Linked DNA regions of Homo sapiens: region 1 is linked to region 2. A link is a loop called in an ENCODE intact Hi-C map of the cell type or tissue named here. Cell type or tissue: heart left ventricle. All regions are shown on one strand. Each heading gives the region's core, and the rest is flanking DNA. Links, peaks and the distances in the headings are about the cores only.

Region 1 (8,138 bases), core at 1,788-6,787, 260 kb before region 2:
GCTCTTACTATTTTGAGATACATCCCATCAATACATAATTTATTGAGAGTTTTTAGCATGAAGCGTTGTTGAATTTTGTCAAAGGCCTTTTCTGCATCTATTGAGATAATCATGTGGTTTTTGTCTTTGGTTCTGTTTATATGCTGGATTACGTTTATTGATTTGTATATGTTGAACCAGCCTTGCATCCTAGGGATGAAGCCCACTTGACCATGGTGGATAAGCTTTTTGATGTGCTGCTGGATTTGGTTTGCTAGTATTTTATTGAGGATTTTTGCATCGATGTTCATCAGGGATATTGGTCTGAAATTGTCTTTTTTTGTTGTGTCTCTGCCAGGCTTTGGTATCAGGATGATGCTGGCCTCATAAAATGAATTAGGGAGGATTCCCTCTTTTTCTATTGATTGGAGTAGTTTCAGAAGGAATGGTACCAGCTCCTCCTTCTACCTCTGATAGAATTCCGCTGTGAATCCATCTGGTCCTGGACTTTTTTTGGTTGGTTAGCTATTAATTTTTACCTCAATTTCAGAGCCTGTTATTGGTCTATTCAGAGATTCAAGTTCTTCCTGGTTTAGTCCTGGGAGGGTGTATGTGTCGAGGAATTTATCCATTTCTTCTAGATTTTCTAGTTTATTTGCATAGAGTTGTTTATAGTATTCTCTGATGGTAGTATTTCTGTGGGATCGGTGGTGATATCCTCTTTATCATTTTTCATTGTTTCTATTTGATTCTTCTCTCTTTTCTTCTTTATTAGTCCTGCTAGTGGTCTATCAATTTTGTTGATCTTTTCAAAAAACCAGCTCCTGGATTCACTGATTCTTTTGAAGGGTTTTTTGTGTCTCTATTTCCTTCAGTTCTGCTCTGATCTTAATTATTTCTTGCCTTCTGCTAGCTTTTGAATGTGTTTGCTCTTGCTTCTCTAGTTCTTTTAATTGTGATGTTAGGGTGTCAATTTTAGATCTTTCCTGCTTTCTCTTGTGGGCATTTAGTGCTATAAATTTCCCTCTACACACTGCTTTGAATGTGTCCCAGAGATTCTGGTATGTTGTTTTTGTTCTTGTTGGTTTCAAAGAACATCTTTATTTCTGCCTTCATTTCGTTATGTACCCAGTAGTCATTCAGGAGCAGGTTGTTCAGTTTCCATGTAGTTGAGCAGTTTTGAGTGAGTTTCTTAATCCTGAGTTCTAGTTTGATTGCACTGTGGTCTGAGAGACAGTTTGTTATAATTTCTGTTCTTTCACATTTGCTGAGGAGTGCTTTACTTCCAACTATGTGGTCAATTTTGGAATAGGTGTGGTGTGGTGCTGAAAAGAATGTATATTCTGTTGCTTTGGGGTGGAGAGTTCTGTAGATGTCTGTTAGGTCCACTTGGTGCAGAGCTGAGTTCAATTCCTGGATATCCTTGTTAACTTTCTGTCTCGTTGATCTGTCTAATGTTGACAGTGGGGTGTTAATGTCTCCCGTTATTATTGTGTGGGAGTCAAAGTCTCTTTGTAGGTCTCTAAGGACTTGCTTTATGAATCTGGATGCTCCTGTATTGGGTGCATATATATTTAGGGTAGTTAGCTCGTCTTGTTGAATTGATCCCTTTACCATTATGTAATGGCCTTCTTTGTCTCTTTCGATCTTTGTTGGTTCAAAGTCTGTTTTATCAGAGACTAGGATTGCAACCCCTGCCTTTTTTTGTTTTCCATTTGCTTGGTAGATCTTCCTCCATCCCTTTATTTTGAGCCTATGTGTGTCTCTGCATGTGAGATGGGTTTCCTGAATACAGCACACTGATGGGTCTTGACTCTTTATCCAATTTGCCAGTCTGTATCCTTTAATTGGAGCATTTATCCCATTTACGTTTAAGGTTAATATTGTTATGTGTGAATTTGATCCTGTCATTATGATGTTAGCTGGTTATTTTGCTCATTAGTTGATGCAGTTTCTTCCTAGCCTGGATGGTCTTTACAATTTGGCATGTTTTTGCAGTGGCTGGTACTGGTTGTTCCTTTCCATGTTTAGTGCTTCCTTCAGGAGCTCTTTTAGTGCAGGCCTGGTGGTGACAAAATCTCTCAGCATTTGCTTGTCTGTAAAGTATTTTATTTCTCCTTCACTTATGAAGGTTAGTTTGGCTGGATATGAAATTCTGGGTTGAAAATTCTTTAAGAATGTTGAATATTGGCCCCCACTCTCTTCTGGCTTGTAGAGTTTCTGCCGAGAGATCTGCTGTTGGTCTGATGGGCTTCCCTTTGTGCGTAACTGGACCTTTCTCTCTGGCTGCCATTAACATTTTTTCCTTCATTTCAACTTTGGTGAATCTGACAATTACGTGTCTTGGAGTTCCTCTTCTCGAGGAGTATCTCTGTGGCGTTCTCTGTATTTCCTGAATTTGAATGTTGGCCTGCCTTGCTAGATTGGGGAAGTTCTCCTGGATAATATCCTGCAGAGTGTTTTCCAACTTGGTTCCATTCTCCCCGTCACTTTCAGGTACACCAATCAGACATAGATTTGGTCTTTTCACATAGTCCCATATTTCTTGGAGACTTTATTCATTTCTTTTTATTCATTTTTCTCTAAACTTCTCTTCTCACTTCATTTCATTCATTTGATCTTCCATCGCTGATACCCATTCTTCCAGTTGATCGAATCAGCTACTGAGGCTTGTGCATTCATCACATCGTTCTCGTGCCGTGGTTTTCAGCTCCATCGGGTCCTTTAAGGACTTCTCTGCATTGGTTATTCTAGTTAGCCATTTGTCTAATTTTTTTTCAAGGTTTTTAACTTCTTTGCCATGGGTTCAAACTTCCTCCTTTAGCTCGGAGTAGCTTGATTGTCTGAAGCTTTCTTCTCTCAACTCGTCGAAGTCATTCTCCGTCCTGCTTTGTTCCGTTGCTGGTGAGGAGCTGTGTTCCTTTTAAAAATCAGAGGTGCTCTGATTTTTAGAGTTTCCAGTTTTTCTGCTCTGTTTTTTCCCCATCTTTGTGGTTTTGTCTATCTTTGGTCTTTGATGATGGTGACATACAGATGGGGTTTTGGTGTGGATGTCCTTTCTGTTTGTTAGTTTTCCTTCTAACAGGACCCTCAGCTGCAGGTCTGTTGGAGTTTGCTAGAGGTCCACTCCAGACCGTGTTTGCCTGGGTGTCAGCAGCAGAGGCTGCCGAACAGCGGATATTGTTGAACAGCAAATGTTGCTGCCTGATCATTCCTGTGGATGTTTTGTCCCAGAGGAGTACCCGGCCGTGTGAGGTGTCATTCTGCCCCTACTGAGGGGTGCCTCCCAGTTAGGCTACTCAGGGGTCAGGGACCCGCTTGAGGAGGCAGCCTGTCCGTTCTCAGATCTCCAGCTGCATACTGGGAGAACTGCTGCTCCCTTCAAAGCTGTCAGACAGGGACATTTAAGTCTGCAGAGGTTTCTGCTGCCTTTTGTTTGGCCATGCCCTGCCCCCAAAGGTGGAGTCTACAGAGGCAGGTAGGCCTCCTTGAGCTGTGGTGGGCTCCACCCTGTTCAAGCTTCCTGGCAGCTTTGTTTACCTACTCAAGCCTGGGCAGTGGCGGGCGCCCCTCCCCCAGCCTCACTGCTGCCTTGCAGTTTGATCTCAGACTGCTGTACTAGCAGTAAGTGAGGCTCCATGGGTGTAGGACCCTCTGAGCCAGGCACGGGATATTATCTCCTGGTGTGCTGTTTGCTAAGACTGTTGGAAAAGCACGGTATTAGGGTGGGAGTGATACGATTTTCCAGGTGCTGTCTGTCACCCCTTTCTTTGACTAGGATAGGGAATTCCCTGACCCCTTGCGCTTCCCAGGTGAGGTGATGCCTCGCCCTGCTTTGGCTCACGCTTGGTGCGCTGCACCCACTATCCTGCAACCACTTTCCGACATTCCCCAGTGAGATGAACCCGGTACCTCAGTTGGAAATGCAGAAATCACCCATCTTCTGCGTCGCTTACTCTGGGAGCTGTAGACTGGAGCTGTTCCTATTTGGCCATCTTGGCTCCTCCTCCGCATAGTCTGTGTTTTATGGGCCTTGTTTGGAGGTAAAGACTTTTCTGTGATATATTGGATCTCATAATTAATTGGTAGATCTTCTGCAAGCCTTGGGTTCCAGCCTCATCTGTGTCCTTAAGTAGCTATGTTTTGGGTATCACTTATCCTTCCTCAGGTTAATTTCCACATTTGTAAAATAGAAACTTGGAAACATGTTCTCTGAAGTCTTGGAATGATGGGTGCAGCATGTTTTCAGGAGTCAGATGGTATTCAGAAATTCTTATTTGCAAGGTTGGTAAGATAGTTAAGCAAGTTAGTTCATCTCTATGTCTCTTTCTGTTTTCTTGTCCATTTTGATAGTTAATAATATTGGTTGCATAGTTACTGTGAGGTGTGGGTAGAATAAATGGCAAAAATTCCTCTTACAGTTCCTGCAACCCAGGGGAGAGTACTGGTTAGTTCCAGTTCCCTTTCTTCAATTGAAATTTTTTCTGCAAGATTAAATGCCAAAGAGATCAGAATTCCCCAGATTCCTTCAAAGTCTCTAGGTGTCATTAGCCAAATAGGCCACTGGATGTCATACTTGATCTAAGCTACTGTACACATACTATCCAGTGCACTTTGGCTTGGACAGTCTTAGGTTTTTAGGAATAGAATAGACTTTGGCAATCTTCGAGGCCAGAGTTTAAAAACTGTGGTTATAGGCAAGTTTTATTTTGCACACATTTTATTTTTCTCAGTATTCATTGTACTTGGATGCATCAAGGCAAAGGGTGCACTCTTCAGAATGATCAGAGTTGAGACAACTGTGTCCTACTCCCTGGAGTCTTACAGGTGTGCTTCACTCATTTGGGTCACCCAACTAGTTCCTTAAGGGAAGGGAGTGTAGGAGTCCTTTATGTCCTTTTACAAAGGAGGAGCCTGACCACCCAGGCAGCTTACATGGTTTGACCAAAACACAGGTTAAATTGGTTGTAAATCTGGACCTAGAACTCAGGTCACTGAACTCCCCAGTTGGTCCTTGGCATTGAGCCAGGCACTTTAGAGCCACATCAAAATTATGTACCTTTAGGAAATTTCTACTATGCAGAAGCAGATGGTATGAATCATTATCTGGTTCTGCCTCTCTCCTAAGCTCTGTCTAGTGACAAGCCATAAAATATTCTGGCCTTCACACTGACATTTGATTGGGTGTTTTATCTCATGAATATTTTATCTCATGATTTTGATTCAGGGATGGGACTGTGGTTGGATTATGAGTCCCAAGGCACTTAGCAGAGAAACATTAGGCTAACAATAAAGTCCACAGCCTCTAACAGGAAATCAGTAAAACAAGTCAAGGGTTATGATTTATCCCAGCTCTTGTTAGAAAAAGCAAGCAAAGAGAGCTCACTCTGAGTACTAATAAGTTATAATGTAACCATACACATGCATAGTGGGTACACACTCTTAAACATAGAAGTTTAAATTTTCATAACAGTTAGATGGAATATATAGGCTAATATTGCCTTCAACTATACCCACTGCCTTTGGAAAGGCAGGAAGGATCATCGTCTTTCAAATTAAACTCTCCCTGGTTGTATTCTCACTAAAATTGTAGGTTATTTGTGGGATGTTGGTGGCAGAATTGCAGACCTATAGGAGCTACCAAGAAAAGAGTGAGTCAGGTCTCCTTATAAAACACTTTGCTACCTGGGGCACTTGTTCTGAGATCCTGCACAAGTTGGGAAGCATGTGGTTCCTTCCCTGGGGACCCAGAGATGTGGACGGGGAGCCATGTCTCTTCAGTTAATGAATTTTGAAGGTTCTTAAGGAAGCTCACAGGCAAGCTCTTTAAAGTCTTTTGAAGAACCTTGATGTCAATGATTAAAAATGGTAGCATAGCCTATTAGAAGTGGAACAAGTATGAAAGAGCATCAAGCTGATTTTCACATGACAGAATCAGAAGTGGGGGTCTGGAGGTGATAGAGGACTTGCTGAAGGGTAGACAGCAATTTAGCTGAGCCAGTGCTTTCTTATACCCAGAAAGTATTTACTGCTTTTGCTACTTTATGCTCATTTTGTTTTTTGTTTTTCTATTGAGGTATTATTGACATGCAATAAATTGCACAAATAAATTACAGAAATTAAATTATAACATTTGATAAGTTTTGACATGTCTATTCTCACAAAACCATCATCACAGTCAAGATGATGAACAAATCTATCACCCTGGAAAGTTTCCCAGTGCTGCTTTGCCCCTCTCCCCAAACAACCACAACCTGTGTTGTCTCACTCTACATTCACTTGCATATTCTAGAATATAATATAAATGGAATCATGCAGTATCTACTCTCCTTTGTTTGGCTTCTGTTGTATACAACATACTTATTTTAACATTCATCCATGTTGCAGCATGTTTACTTTTTAGTTGCTGAGTAGCATTCCATTGAATGAATGTGCCACAATTTGTTTATTCCTTCATTCATCCGTTGGTGAATGTTTGGGTTTTATTCCAGTTATTGGCTGTTACAAATAATGCCACTATGAACATTCATGCACAGGTCTTTATATGAATACATGCTTTTGTTTCTCTTGGATCAATACCTAGGAATGGAATGGCTGGATTATATGATAGGAATATGTTAAACTCTTTTAAAAACCAGTGTTATTGAAGAGCAATTGATATATAATACATAGTATACATTTAAATTACACAATTTGATAAACTTTGACATACGTATGCACCTGTGAAAATGTCAACACATTCAAGATAGTGAACATATCAGTCACCCACAGATGCTTCCTGGTGTTTCTTTGTAATCTCCCCACCTTTCTCAGCTCCAAACTCAGGAAAACTCAGACTTGCTTTCTGTCACTATAGGGTAGTTTCCATTTTCCAGAATTGTTTAAAATGAATTAATACAATATGTGCTATTTTATGTTTGGGTTCTTTCACCCAATATAATTATTTTCCATTTCACCCATGTTGTAGCATATCAATAGTTTATTTCTTTTTTCTTGATGAGTCCTGTTCCATTGTATGGATAGATTTTGGTTATTACAGAGAAAGCTGATAGGAACATTCATACATAAGTTTTTATATGGAAATATGCTTTCATTTATCTTGGGTAAATATACAGGAGTGGAATGGCTGGATCATACAGTGAGTGTACCTTTAATTTTCTAAGGCACTGCCAAATTGTCTCAAAATTCACTGTATCATTTTACATTCCCAAGAGCAGTGTATAAGACTTCCAATTCTTCTACAACCTTGCCAACATTTCTTATGGCAAGTCTATTTAATTTTAGCTAGTCCAATACATGTATAAGGATATGTGAGTGTGATTTTAATTTGCATTTCTCTAATGACTAATGACGTTGAACATCTTTTTAGGTAATTTTGTCCTCCATATATCTTCTTTGGTGAAATGTCAATTCAAATCTCTGTCCATTTTTAAAAATGAGGCTTTTGCTCTTAGTGTTGAATGTTGAGAGCTCTATATCTCCTAGATACACAGCCTTTATAAGATATATTCTTTGCAAAGATTTTCTCCTAGTCTGTGGCTTGTTTCATTCTCTTTTAAAGACCAGAAGTTTTAAATTTTGATAGAGTTCAAGTTATCAATTTGGTTTTTTATACATCATGCTTTTGGTGTTATATCTAAGAAATATTTGCGTATCTTAGGGTAACAATATTTTTCCTATGTTTTCTTCTAGATGTTTTATTGTTTTAAGTTTTAAATGTTTTTCTAGGATGCATTTTGAGTTAGTTTTGCTGTATGGTGTGAGATATGAATCAAACTTTGTTTTACCAATAGATATTCAATTGCTTTCATCACCCTTTGTTGAAACAACTATGTTTTCTCCACTGAATTAACTTTACACATCTGTCAAAAATCAGCTGGCCATTTATATATATATATATATATCTTTGGATTCTATTTTGTTCCATGGATCTGCTTTAATATCCTGACACTAATATTGCAATGTCTTAGTTACTTTAGCTATAAAATAATTCTGGAAGTCAGGTAGTACAAGACTTCAAACTTTGTTCTTCTTTTCAAAGTTGTGTTAGCAAGTCCTATATGCATTTTCATATAAATTTTGCAATCATCTTGCCAACTTCTAAATAAATCTGCTGGAATTTTGACTGGGGTTGCACTGAAACTATGATTGGGGAGAAT
Region 2 (8,138 bases), core at 1,160-6,159:
TGGATGTCAAGCTGTCATAGCACCTTAGGAAGTGTTGGGCTAGGTGGGGAGAGTGATAGGAGCCCTTCTTCTATTATTTCTAATCATCCCACTCTCCTCCAAAGTGATAACCCTTAAGAAAATCCTAAATTGTTTTACTTCAAGGAAATACTTTGAAAACTGGATTGAGTTTGAGTGTTTTATCATGATGCCTTTTTCTTTTAAAAGGAGTCCTGGAAGCCAAATGTCTGGGGATGGATTTAGCTTACTTGCTTCCAAAGAACAGTTGAGGAACTTATTAGGCTGTGCTATGATATTTTAGTGCATGTATTTGGTAGCTGTTTGTGTGGCAAGGAAACTATGTTGTCTTAAAAGGTAGACATTTTTATTCTTGGAAGAAAATTGTCTCTTAAAACACTTTTAATACATTTACTTTTACTTACTTTTATTGCTTGGTGAAATAAATAGTAAAATTAACAGGAGCGATCAAAAAGTCCTTCTAGGTCACATTTAGAAACTGCTAGAAATCTGAATTTGAACACTATTAGACTGAATTATATCAGGCAATCTTTTATTTTAATTATATACATACATTTCAAATAAAATGCCTGTTTTAGAACTACCATAGAAAAAAATATTTATTTATTTATTTATTTATTTATTTTTTGAGATGGAGTCTCCCTCTGTCGCCCAGGCTGGAGTGCAGTGGTGCGATCTTGGCTCACTGCAACCTCCACTTCCTGGCTTCAAGCGATTCTCCTGCCTCAGCCTCCCCAAGTAGCTGGGACTACAGGCATGTGCCACCACACCCAGCTAATTCTTTTTGTATTTTTACTAGAGATGAGATTTTACCATGTTGGCCAGGCTGGTCTCGAACTCTTGACCTCTGGTGATCCGCCCACCTTGAAAATATTTTAAAGTTGTAAATCTTACCATTGCAAAGGAACTATTTTTAGTATCCAAGTTTTTTCCTGTCCTTGTCCATATGCACATGTACATTTCCACAACTGTGCTCGTAATCACCATAAAACTTCGTGTTTATCTTTTTTAAACTAAATGTTATGTCATAAAATATTTTCTACCTTATTTTAGCCTTTATAATTATAGCCAGAAAGGATTCAAAATCTTCATTAAATCACTTAACCATACATAACTTAATAATTTCCTCATAGACTAATTTATTTATAACTTAAATACATAATTTTAAATCATCAAAAAATTGATAGTTTACTTTTTCTTCACATTTAAGGCTAGAATGAATATCACTAATGTTGAAATGTTGTAAAACACCATATGGCCACATAAGCACTAAAGCTACTCTTTTACTAAGCAATGTAATTCAGAGACAGACACTAAGCTTTCCTCAAAGTTAGTAGATAGCGCCAGGGTCTACACCCAGCCTTAGAAATGTAACCACTGAAGCCAACATTTTTGCACAGTAAGAGCATGTGAAAACTTCTTCCAGTATGTAACAATTGTTTACATAGGAACCTTGGTTGAATTAACCTTGATTATGCTTGTTCGTCTTCTCCATCAATGGGTTTAGTAATTTTAACCAACCAAGTAAGTACATTCCAGATATTTGACTGACTTGCTTTGAGAGACCTCTGTATGTGGAACTTGATGATGGAGGCTTTGAGCCTGAGATCCCAGTCCTCCTGTGGTACTTCTCTTGGTAGAGGAGATACATTCTGGGTGGAATCTAGAAGAGAAGGCAGTGCTGGCATACTGTTAGGGCATTTTCTTGATAAGTGTTATGAAACATAAATCTTCATTTGACTCTGAAGAAAGCCTAGGTTAGTATCAATATGAAAATCAGGTTATTGCCAGAGATTTGAGATAAATCTTTCCTGGGAAAGAAAACAACGATTTTTCCTTTGGCATTACGTCTCCGGTTTGCACAGGCTTGAGCTGTCGCTTTTGCAGAGAGACGACAGGTCTTAAACAGAGGCTTCTGCAAGGTTCACTACACATCGAGGGACTGTCAGACCAGCGGAAATGAAAAAGTTTTCTGTATTTAACCTCTGGGATTTTTGTCAGTCAAAACCCATGGGTGGAATACATGTGTCAACTCAGGCAGATAGCACAAACTGCTATTAGGCATGATGGAGTCTTTGCAGAATGCTAAGAAGATTTGGAGAATATTAAGTACTCTTAATACTGTCGGGTGATTCATGCCTCTAGTTGGCAGTTCTCATCTTGGAGCACGCTTGGAATATGCTTTCATTGAAAATGTCAGGCTGCTTGGATGGAGCAGATGCTCATGGGATGAGTCGGGTGCTCAGAACACAACCGGAAATATCCATGTTCTTTTTCTGACATTTTTGATAAAATGGAATAACAACGTAATATTCTTTCTGTAAAACTAGGCCAGAATATTTAAGTAAAGAAAACAGTGAAAGGGAAATACACGTTTTTCTCACGTGCATTGTAGAGTGTTTCCTTCTTTGTGGTCACTTATTGGTCTTTTAGCTGGTACTATCCAAAGGTGAGAGCCTCAAGGTCTGTAGTCTGGGCTAGGCACTTAAGCCATGTGCAAAACACAATGGAGCATAATGGTTAAAGAGCTAGATTCCACCAGGGATTGAATCCCAATTCTACCACTTACTTTGACCTTAAAGCAAGTTACTTACATTCTGTAAGCCCCAGTTTCCTTGTCTGTACTTATGAGGTTTTTGTGAGGAACAAATGAGATACATTTTGCAAAACACGTAGCTTGTTGCCTGTCATATCATGTGAAATCCATGTTGATGGATTGGACTTGTTGAGTAGATGGGTAGCCTAGGTCAGTTTTCCAGAAAGAAGGATAGGAGAGATGGAATGTTGATCCATGAGATAAATTGAGCTTACAGATTTATTGTGTATGTTTTTGACATTTTGAAAAAAATTGAGTAGTAATTTAAAGGTGACAGACTTAACACAAAACCATATCTGTTATTATTTCCAAAAAAAAAAAAAAAAAAGAGGAGATGTTGCATCACAAGACTTCAGTCCTCCATGACAGTCATCTTCAGGCAATCCCCACCACTCCCTATCATCCCTGGGGCCAAGTTTCAGTTGGCATTCAGCATTGTGCTTGCCATATTTGTTACAGCAGAAACAATATTTTCTATCAAAAATGAAAAAAACAAGATATACCAAGAAGGTCAAGAGTATATATTTTTTTATAAAAGTGAGGAATATTCTTAGGCATTTACTATACAAGGAAAGTATAAAATAACATGCTTGGCCTGCTTTATTGATTGATAATATCTCTGCGGTTCCTGTAGTCATGTTAGTTTGTGAACCATGATCTACAGGGCATAAGGAAGGATGAAAGAGAGTTCTCTAGAGCCTGAAATAGCCAGAAGTGGCCTGTGATATTAATACTTAGTTTTCATAGCACATAGAGCCATCTGCTGTCTTTCAGAGTTCATGCAGCCCTGCTATTCTTTGTCGATTCTTGCATATCACTTCAAAACCTCATTCTTTCCCATTATTTCTATATTTTTGGACTAGAACACTAACAAGTCTTCCTTCTTCCTTTGTTCTTTCCTATTTTCCTTTCTTCCTGTCTTTCTGTCTGTCTCTCTATTTTCTTTTTCCCTTTCTTGCTCCCTCTTTCTTTTACTTCCCCTCTCTTTCCTCCTTCCTCTCTCCCCCTTTCTCCCTCCCTCCCTTTCTTCCTTGTGCTTGTATAGTATTTTAACACCATTGTTCAATTACTCTTCCATTTAAATTTGTATCTATTCTACAAAGAGTATAACAATAATAAAGTAACCCAAATCCCACTAGCACTGTTTTCCATGTTGTGGGCTAGTTTCTCTGATTAATTCTTTATCAGTGTCTCAAGAGTCTGCAAAAAATCTTCGTTTATATGATTTGAGCTTCAAATCAATGGTGCAACTACACCCACTTCCCAAATGGTATTAAGCTTCATGTGGATCTTTCTGTGGGAAAAGTTGCTTTCCTTACATTAGCTGGGAACTACTAGTCTTTGGTTCAAGAGACTAAAAGCATTAGTATTCAATTAGACATAAGTCAACGCTTGCAAATCACTACTTTCCAAAAGAGAGTAATAATTTCCACTAGACAAGTGGCCAACAGTGATGGTTAATTTACTTCAGTAGTATGTGTACACCTTCCAGGGAATGACTGAACTGAGAAAATAAGTCCAAACTAAGAAGAGGGAGTATAGTGACTTTTTTTTTTTTCTAAACAAGTCTGTAATGCTGTTACCATGCACCGCATGTCAGTCAATAACGCTAAGCTTGGGTGTGGTAACAGACAGTCCTAAATTCTCAGTGGCCTAGAACTGAGTAAAGATTTATTTCTTCCTCACCTGCCCATTGTGGGTTTGCTGGGGCGTTGCTCATGAACCAAGCTGACAGAGGCTCTGTGTAGATGCATGCTGCCATGACTGACAGGGCCGGGAAAGGAAGAGCTCCCGCGTCCCACACCGGCAATTAACTGCCTCTGCCCAGAAACATCACAAGTCATGGCTGCTCATTTTTAACAGCCAAATAGAATCCTGTGGCTGTGCTGAGTTTGAGCAGGTAGGGAAATGCTATTTTACCATGTGCCTAGGAAGAGAGAGACTTGATATATTTGTGAATATCTTTAATAACTATCTAATACCTAAACCACACTTAGGAATGTGCACAAATTAATACTCTCATAACTGCCACTTGAGTGTGAATAACAATGTGTGGCGTTGTAATTCATGTATTTTTTCAGGCTAATGAGGAAACAATTTTTAATGCAGAGTATTTGAGTAAAGCTACTGATTTGGGGGAATTATTCCCTCCATTTATGTCACTCTTTTTCATTCCCCTGCTTTTCTGAGAACAATATTCATTTATTCACACTTTTCTCCTGTATAGCTTGTTTAACTTAATATAAGTGCTAAGTTTTCTAGATGGGCACAGTTGCCTGCTAGGTTGATTTAACTTTTAAGCTGAAAACAACCATATAGAAAGATATTTAAATGACTGTTTTTGCTGCTGCAACTACTACTACTGCTACTACTAATAAAAAGTTCTATGTTTTGTGTTATGTATTTTACCACCTAGTGACACCTTCACAGGGTCTTATGCCCAACATATAATTACTGATTCTAGTTGGTATGGGTTTTTGTGTATTGTCCATTTCAATATATTTAAGGTTTTATTTTGTAATAATTCTTGCTTTATGAACATTAAAATAAAATCCGAAAGTACCCATATGCATGGCATGGGTATTCTAGGTTGCAAACATTGTAATAAATTGTAGGCTTCATAAAATTAGAGCTCAGGTAAGAATACCACTTCCATTTATGGAAGCGTGTGGAAACTCCAGTTTCCTTGCTTGTCATTAAATTCAGGTCAATGGAAATTGTCTGCCAATTGCTTCTCCCATTTCAATGGATTTTATATTTTCTACATATTATTTTGTTCTCCATCCCAAAAGAATAGTCTTCTACATGTTTTCTCTTGAAAACACTAACATATTCTATCATGTATTTTATTTTGTGATAAGGATATTTAACATAATATCTATCCTCTTAGCAAAGTTTTAAGTATACAGTTCAGTATTGTTTACTATAGGCACTATTCTGCGCCTCTAGACCTCTAGGACATATTCATATTGCATAACTAAAACCTTGTACCCTTTGACTAATACCTTCCTGTTTTCCCCTCCCCCAACCCCTGGCAACCACCATTGTACTCTCTGCCTCTACACATCTGACTATTTTAGATTCCTTATAAAAGTGGGATCACATAGTATTCTCATTCTATGACTGTCTTATTTCACTTAGCATAGTGTTCTCCAGGTTTATCCATGTTGTTGCAATGCATTTCCTTCTTTTTCAGAGACTAGATAATATTCCATTGTATGTATACACCATATTTTCTTTACCCATTCATCCATCTATGGATATTAGGTTGCTTCCATGTCTTGGCTATTGTAAATAATGCTGCAATAAACATGAACGTGGTGACATCTCTTTGAGATCCTGATTTCAGTTCCTCTGGCTATATACCCAGAAGGTGAGACTGCTGTATCATATGGTAGTTCCATTTTTTATTTTTTTGAGGAACTTCTAAACTGTTCTTTATAGTGGCTGCACCAGTTTACATTTCCACCAACAGGGTTACAATTTTGTCACATCCTTGCCAATTCTTGTTATCTATTTTTTAATATAATAGTCATTCTAACAGATGTGAAGTGACATCTCATTGTGGTTTTGATTTGGATTTCCCTGATGATTAATGTTGAATACCTTTTCATATACTTCATGGCCGTTTGTGTGTCTTTTTTTGAAGAAATGTCTCTTCAAGTCCTTTGCTCATTTGCTCACTTTTTATTTTTTGTTTTTTGTTTTTTTGCTTTTGAGTCATGGGATTTGCTTATATATTTTGGATATGAACACCTCATCAGATAAATGGTTTGCAAGCATTTTCTCCTGTTACGTAGGTTGCCTTTTTATTCTGTTGATTGTTTTCTATGCTGTACAGAAGGTATTCAGTTTGACAGAATCCTGCTTGTCTATTTTTGTTTTTGTTGCCTGTGCTTTTAATATCACATCCAAGAAATCATTGCCAAGGCCAATGTTAAGAAGATTTTCCCCTATGCTTTCTTCTAAGAGTTTTATCACTTCATGTTTTACATTTAAGCCTTTAATCCATTTTGAGTTGATTTTTCGTATGATGCAAGATAAAGGTCCAATTTTATTCATTTGCATGTTAATATTCAGTTTTCCCAGTAGCATTTATTGAGTGACTATCCTTTCCCCATTTATTATTCTTGGCACCCTTGTTGAAGATCAGTTGACCCATTACTTCATTTATCAATAAAATGTACTCCCTTCTTTCCTATTTGCCAATCATATTTGTTTTCGTCATTCAGAAATCTTTTTTCTCTGACTTCTCCAAAGTAATTCCTACACGATCCCAGGACTTCAGCATATCTGTTAACACATATGTACATTCAGGTTTAGCTATAACTGGCCTTTACTTAAAAATATTGTTCATGGTTTTATTAGGCTTTAATGTTTACTGTCTATAAATAAACTTAAATAAGCTAAGAATCTACTTCCTTTATAATTCCCCATAATACACTGGCCTGCTATCACCTAGCGACATCTTAGATGAAGAACAAACATCACTTAACTCACATTGCAAAGTTGCACTTCTGTATATAAGCCTTCAAATTAGCACATTCCTAAGGCTTAAGAAAAATCGATTCAGGATGATAATACCACAAGTAAATATTAACCCTAACTAACACATGTGGGTAGATTAAGTGATATTAAAATACTTTGATAAATAAAAATTGATACTTAAAATGCAAGTTACTATTATTGGTAACAGAAAAAAGATAAAGGACTTATTGAATTATGCTTATTTAAAATATATTTTGAAGATGGTTTACAGCAAAACGCATATGAATTTTATAGTACAATAAAAATAAAAGACAATAAGCACATTTTGTAAAATTTTATTGTTTCTCAAAAATGATTTTAGTGAATAGATTTATATTTCTTTTACCAGAGTTCAAATTCCAACCACTAGTATTGGACTGTAGGCCTTTTATTTCTTTTATGCACCAAAGGGAGTAAATCAAATATAAAATATGGCCAAAGATAATTTTTGGAAAAGAAAACATCTCTTGGCAAGAATTTAACCTGGAATTTTCTTATTAATAAATGAGGAGTGTGTTTGGTGGACTGGATTATGTTGTGCAGGCTTTCCCATGGACCAATGCCCAGTTTGAATATTCTTTTTTTGAATACATAAACAGATGTGCACAAATTCTTTTTTGCCATTTTCATTACTCAGAAGCTTTAAGAAGAAAGTTGCCCAAATAAAATACTGACTGTGGAAAAATTATTTAGAATGCAAATATATCTCTTTGTTTTATTTTTAACTAGATTTAGCCCTTACTCCATACTCCACATTGGATTCAGTTAGTAAGCACAACTTTGTTTCGTGTAAAGAATTAATAACCACCCCAATGGTAGAGAATACATGGCTGGTAGAGATCACTTATTAATCTGAAATCAGTTTTATCATTGAATGCTTCATCAATAATATTTCTATGTTCAATGTAGAGGCTTTGCCCCGTGAGAAGAGATTTATCACCAAACCAGCTAACTTTCCATGTAGTTTTTAGCATTTTGCCTGTCATGGGTTAGATAA

What was found. Hi-C counts contacts between places; a loop is a spot of excess contacts. Peaks named below come from ENCODE experiments on the same cell type or tissue, not always from the same donor. Only the 100,000 strongest peaks of a DNase experiment are listed, where the experiment ranks them.
Region 1: a loop joins it to region 2, with 12 times the contacts of the local background. A loop is called at or near these places in 7 of 110 quality-filtered maps.

The regions. Positions count from the first base shown.
Region 1 is chr10:50,784,599-50,792,736 of GRCh38, forward strand. No RefSeq gene overlaps it. Among named protein-coding and RNA genes, the nearest start is that of ASAH2B, 49 kb to the left of the region's middle. In heart left ventricle, for the core only: a CTCF peak has its summit at 4,514; no DNase peak of the experiment used is centred there.
Region 2 is chr10:51,044,694-51,052,831 of GRCh38, forward strand. It overlaps a transcript of PRKG1 not described here. Among named protein-coding and RNA genes, the nearest start is that of PRKG1, 26 kb to the right of the region's middle. In heart left ventricle, for the core only: a CTCF peak has its summit at 3,388 (motif pointing left); no DNase peak of the experiment used is centred there; H3K27ac peaks cover 601 bases.